2 separate regions of the Homo sapiens genome follow, and region 2 is linked to region 1. The links are chromatin contacts, found by Hi-C or POLR2A ChIA-PET in ENCODE. All regions are on one chromosome and are shown on one strand. The core of a region is the stretch at or near the end of the contact, and the rest is flanking DNA. Distances in the headings are between cores, read along the strand shown.

Region 1 (2,734 bases), core at 38-2,537:
AGACTGCTGAAAAGTCATTATGGTCAATGACTGACCCACAGCCACCATGTGAAAAACCTGGGTTTAACTAGAAAGTAAAAACTGCTGGAACAACCTGATTGTGCCAAGAGGTAGTATGTTAAATCTATGTAGAAGTAGCAGAAGTTACAGGAAAAAAGCCAGTGATTACCAGGGTGTCACATTGTTTATGAACCAGGTTGCTGAGTCTTTGAATCTGGAGATGATAATTTAAGTCAAAATTTCAAGAGTAGGAATTCTGAGGTCAGAATCAATAGTGTAGTTGGGTATAAGTCATTTGAATAAAAAGCCGGCTTTTGAGCTTGACCCCTTTTCTCTCAGTTCCTTTTCCTAATTATCCTACTTTTCTCAAAAATGTCACTCACAAACTCTTTTGCTGTGAGAGTTAATGGTGAGGTGCATAAAATACACATACAAGTTTCAAAAGTGAAGTATAAATAGCCATAGCCTTTCAAAGTATTATTCAGGTTTAGGAAAACAAGTGCCTTTACACATCATTCGAGCACCCGAGGATGATTCTACCTGCAGATGGGCCTTTAAATAAGTGTGAGTTTGCTGCTGCTTCTCAACTCCCAGTTGGATACTGAAAAAAAAGATCTTTCTCAATTTCCTGTTCTTGTGCGTTATTAAAATCCTTCTGTTGCCCCCACTGCCACCCCTGCCTCTTTCTTCTTTTCCCATCTTTTTGTGTGGAGGATGTTATCCACAGTTCCCAGCAGTGATGATGCATTTGAGTCAGGAGGATGAGATTGTGACCCAGATACAGTGCATGAGAAATGAGTGATGGGAAGAGAGAATGACATGACGGGGGGCGGAGGGGGGGGAGAGGGGGGAGAGAGAGAGAGAGAGAGAGTGAGCAGTGGTGAAGGGTTATGAGTTGTACAGTTATTTCTAGCTTTGAATGGTTTCCAAATCTCATACATTCACAGACAACCTCGCCAAAGCCCACAGCTGTCATGCATTTTCAACAGATTCCACAGGGCCTAGATGAGGTTTGAAGGCATTCCTTTGCTCTTACACATTAGCTAAAAGGAATTACCGTAACATCTGATATTGTGGAAGTGGGACATTTGCCATCCTGACCTTGCCCAAAGCAGTCCGGAAATAGGAGTCTAAGAATGTATTATCTCATATGGCCCCTAAAGGTCACCAGGGGCCTGTCGGTGGCATTCTGAGAAAATCCAAGCACCCAATATGCTCTGCATTTGGAGAAACTGGGCTGCTTTGTATGGGCACAGTGGGCAGACACATGTTCCCATTGCTCGTTGGATGTTTGTCATAGGAAAGGCATGTTCCACTGGAGAAATTCCCAGCTGTCAGTAATGTGCTGATATACCACAGCCAATCATCAGAGGATGAGCCAAATAAACAGGATGTTCACAATGTGTGTGATTGCATGAGTGTGTAACAAAACTTCTGCCCATTTCACAGCCTCATAATGGGATTGACATGCATTGCTTAATGCATCTGTCTGTTTAGGATAGAAAGGCATAAACACCATGGAAACCATGTGTAAGAAAGCCCTTTCTTTGGCTATATGGGCTGTTGATATGATGGGATGAAATCTGGTATAAATTGGGAAAGAACATTGCTTTAATATTATGAGTTTACTTGCTGGGAAGTGCCTTGAAGTCATCCAAACACAGATGAGAAGGAATAATCAGATAATCAGTAGCTATTGAGAGTTAACAAAAGGGGCTGAGTTGATATGAATATTTTTACATACCAGTGGCGTCATCTTCATTCTTTCTTCTTGTAAGACACTCATTAGTTGAATTATTTATATAAATGTACAGAAATGAGTCAAAGTTATGTCATTGCCCTTTTTGTTTGGATATGCTGCTACTGTTAACAATTAGTTTCTAAATATATTCCCGAGGCAGCAATTTGGGAAGGGGGAGTAGTGGTTCCTTCAACACTCATGTGTAGATAGGTTCTTGGAAAAATAACATCAGGTATCCTGTTAAGTGTCAGACCTTTTACTTCTCTGAGCATTCAAATCCCCTTTGCTCAAGGTGGCACATCCATTCATGATAATAACAGTAATAAATAAGATTTATTGTACATTTCCTGTTTGATGGTACTGAGCTAAGCCTTTAACATGCATTAACTCTTTTAATTCTCACAAAACATATAAGATTGATACTATTATTATTACTATCATAATGATAAGAAAACCAGCATTCAGAGAAGATAGTAGGCTTTTAAGAAGGTAGAGTTAGTGACAGAGCAAGCTGGAACATGTATTTGAGTACTGAATCCATGCATTTAACCATTTCACTATGTTACCCTTGTGTGTCCCTGCTCTATGTGAAATTTGATTCTATTACAGTCTCTGGTGTTAATTATTTTATTGCATTGAAATGTGATTTGTATTTCCTTGAACAGGACTAATGCACAAATATAATTTTGGTATCCTAGGGTCCATCTGTATAGAATATTTCACCAACCTAGTACAGTTGAGGAACATGCCATGAAGTCTTTGTAATGATTTTTCTCTCTTGTTAAGTTTTGGTCTTTTAATTGTGGTTATTATGTGCTGCTTTTCAAACATTGCCCAAGATGCACTGATTTAGGAAAAAATCATATGTGCCAGGATGCTACCTCCTAATAATATTAACACTTTCAATAGGTTTTATGGATAAACACAGCAGGAAAGAAAAGGAGCTCTGAGTGTACAGAATCTGTGTGTTTATATTGGTTTATGAGATCGTTA
Region 2 (2,937 bases), core at 310-2,809, 410 kb before region 1:
CCCTGCATTTTACAATCGAGTCATAAAAGCCCATATTTGGCTTCTGTTTTTCTGGCCAGAGGGCCATTCACTGCATTAATAAAATATATATTCTGACATGATGTGTCTCCTGCCTAAAGTCATTTTTGTCTAGCAAATACTAGTAAATAGAATTCTAAAAAAGATATGTAATTATCTGCTGCAGAGAATTTCAGTAATATCATTGATCATGTTAAGGTTTCCAGGGGAGACTAATTTTAAGAATTGTGGCAGTAAAACCTCTGGCACTAGAGGAGACAGATGTTCAAGGCTGTGGAATTGGCTCACCTCTCACGGGATATAATAATGCATCCTTTCTATAACATCCCAAATAGATAGGCCTGACATGGAAATGCCTGGAATCAACTCCTCCTTCATTTTACTAATGTATTTTTAGTTATTGATAATGCAAACCACTTGGTCTTCTCTGTTAAGCGTCCAAAGTATCCTTAAGAGTAATTAAAAAAGTAAAAAAAAAAAAAATGCCAGGGCCCTTCCCAGCTTCTTAGATGCTAATGCTCTTTCTCCTGGATACTAAACTATTGTTTACTCTTCTTGCTGAACTTGGCATAGGCATGAAACCCCTCAAAACATTCTTTTTTTTCATATGTACTATGGCTGTAAATACTTTTGAATGGTCTTGGGGATAGATCTATAATATTATGGAATCTATCACTCAAAGCACTATTATTAGTAAATACAGTAATATCTCAGATTGTATATTGCACACATTTTCTGTAAGTACCTAGGTTATAACATATTGGGCTTTTGACATACTTACGAGTGAAAGAGGGGCCAAGTTATTAGCCTAGTTTTGCAGATAAAATCTAACACAGGGAGGATTATGATTTTCACATTTATTGATAAAGTTAGGACTAGAACCTAAACTCCCTGATTCTGTTAGTTCATTCTGCTCTCACTATGTAAGATCAAGCAGATGGGCCAAACCAGCTGAAGCATCAGGGTTTGGCTCATGACTTTTGCTGTGATGGAATATCCAGTTGAAAAAAACAATCCTTATTTTCATACTTGAATGTTATAGGAAGCTCATTTTAAATTGCTCTGTTCCATATGAAAGATAATCTGGCCAATTTCTTAACTGTATTCAACTCCTATGCTTTAGAAACAACGTTGTTGTGTTTACAGGGAATGTTTAAAGCCCAAATACACAAAAGTAAATTTAAATCCCCTTACATTTTTATTATTTCAGTACTCTAGTTTATTATAACTCAGCTATCTATAGTGAACAGTTGACCTCTTATTATCTCCTCCAACCCCATCCCTGCTGACATCATTAAACAGGAAGGATTCTAATTATGTAGTCTCATTTTGGAGAAAATTGGGAAGACTACGTAGAAATCTAAACGATGTGTGTTACTCTCAGAGCTAGGAAACTAGAGCCAGGTCTCATGGCACTCTAATTAAAAACTTTTATTTCTGCAGATTTATTCTGTGGTCCTTACTGAACAGATCTGCCTTGGGTTTCTGCTGGTGAGTTTTTCAGCAGGAATGCAGGCTTTGTTTCTTTGAATAGTTGAGTGCAGATTAGTGGTATGCCAATTTCCTGTGGCCTTTCAGAGCTGCAATTTGAGCCCTGTTTGCTCCTGGCCCTTGCACAATTGAAAACAATGGGTGACTTCTTTTAGGTTTCACTTCAGGGCTCTTAGAAACAGGGGAAGTGGCTAAAGCCCTACTTTACAGGTAATTAACAATAGATAATGTTTGCTCTGCATTTTTTAGAGCCGATAAAAGGTAGAAGAACATATTCAGCTCCTGATTTAGACACTGTGCAGTGGTTTTATGGATACAATAGCTGTCTTAGCATTAGCAAGGTGGCATGGAGTATCATATATATCTGACAGCACAAAAGTTTTAAAAAGCAGAAGAAAAAAGAGTATTATTAAAACACTGAAGAGTAACCAAGAAAGCACTCCCTGGAAGATGCTAGAGAAACAGCGTCATTTTAAGCCATGCATTTTGACTCAGGCTGTAAATCTATATGTTTTATGAGGTGAACAATTTTCATAACTTGTTGACATTTATTCAAGGTCTTTTTGTGTTTTACACATAATTCAACTCTAGAATTCTCCTGTTTGTTAAAATAGCTTCAGCTTAAAAAGGCTTTATTTCCCATTACATTTAATCATTAGCCACAAATATTCTTATGAAATGGTTTTAGGGACTGGGCACTGTGGTTCATGCCTGTAATCCCAGCACTTTGGGAGGCCAAGGCGGGTGGATCACCTGAGGTCTGGAGTTCGAGACCAGCCTGGCCAACATGGTGAAACCCCATCTCTACTAAAAATACAAAAATTAGCTGGGCGTGGTGGCGGGCACCTGTAATCCCAGCTACTTGGGAGGTTGAGACAGGAGAATCTCTTGAGCCAGCGGGGCAGAGGTTGCAGTGAGCCGAGATCACGCCATTGCACTCCAGCCTGGCAACAAAAGTGCCTGGGCAACAAGAGTGAAACTCCAACTCAAATTAAAAAAAAAAAGATTTCAGGTGCTTAACGTGTAGAAAACAATGTTTTATTGCCCTTTTATTGTGTCTTGGGTAGTGATAGGGTGTTTACCTTAATACTTGGAATAAATATTTTTAGACCACTCTTCTCTGTGAAACATATTGTGTCCACCTGTGACAAGGTAGGTGTGTAGGAGTACTGATTGATTGATTCATTAAATCCTCAACAGTTACCAAGCACCTACTCTGCCCCACATCCTGGCCCCAGCACTAGAGGTGGAAGGATGATGGAGACCTTGTCCTTAAGGAGATTATGGCAATCGCTTTCCCACATTCTTTGGAAAAAATGAGTAATCTCAATTTTAATACATCTACAATTGAAATGTGTAGGCAGCACTCTTGATAAAAACGTTAAGGACTAGGCTGGGCGCAGTGGCTCACGCCACTGCACTTTGGGA

The links. A loop is a pair of places that touch in the nucleus more often than their neighbours do. ChIA-PET counts read pairs that join two places held with the same protein, here RNA polymerase II (POLR2A). Pooled maps may share reads with other maps.
Region 2: a map of endothelial cell of umbilical vein shows a loop between it and region 1 (12-fold over the local background). The contact joins two enhancer-like sites. A Hi-C loop is called at or near these places in 1 of 168 maps with a recorded cell type or tissue (endothelial cell of umbilical vein) and 4 of 50 pooled maps. POLR2A ChIA-PET finds 5 or more read pairs at or near these places in 1 of 52 experiments (activated CD4-positive, alpha-beta T cell).

What each region holds. Positions count from the first base shown.
Region 1 is chr4:123,831,529-123,834,262 of GRCh38, forward strand. All of the region lies in intron 4 of LINC01091 (long intergenic non-protein coding RNA 1091), which reads left to right. Among named protein-coding and RNA genes, the nearest start is that of LINC01091, 180 kb to the left of the region's middle. RefSeq lists a silencer at 906-1,200. Within about 2 kb of position 1,288, at least 15 of the 41 ENCODE cell types and tissues checked have a DNase peak (open chromatin) inside an H3K27ac peak, as active enhancers do; they include endothelial cell of umbilical vein, where a contact is called at or near this core.
Region 2 is chr4:123,417,037-123,419,973 of GRCh38, forward strand. No RefSeq gene overlaps it. Among named protein-coding and RNA genes, the nearest start is that of SPRY1, 22 kb to the left of the region's middle. RefSeq lists an enhancer at 1,271-1,828. Within about 2 kb of position 1,560, at least 12 of the 41 ENCODE cell types and tissues checked have a DNase peak (open chromatin) inside an H3K27ac peak, as active enhancers do; they include endothelial cell of umbilical vein, where a contact is called at or near this core.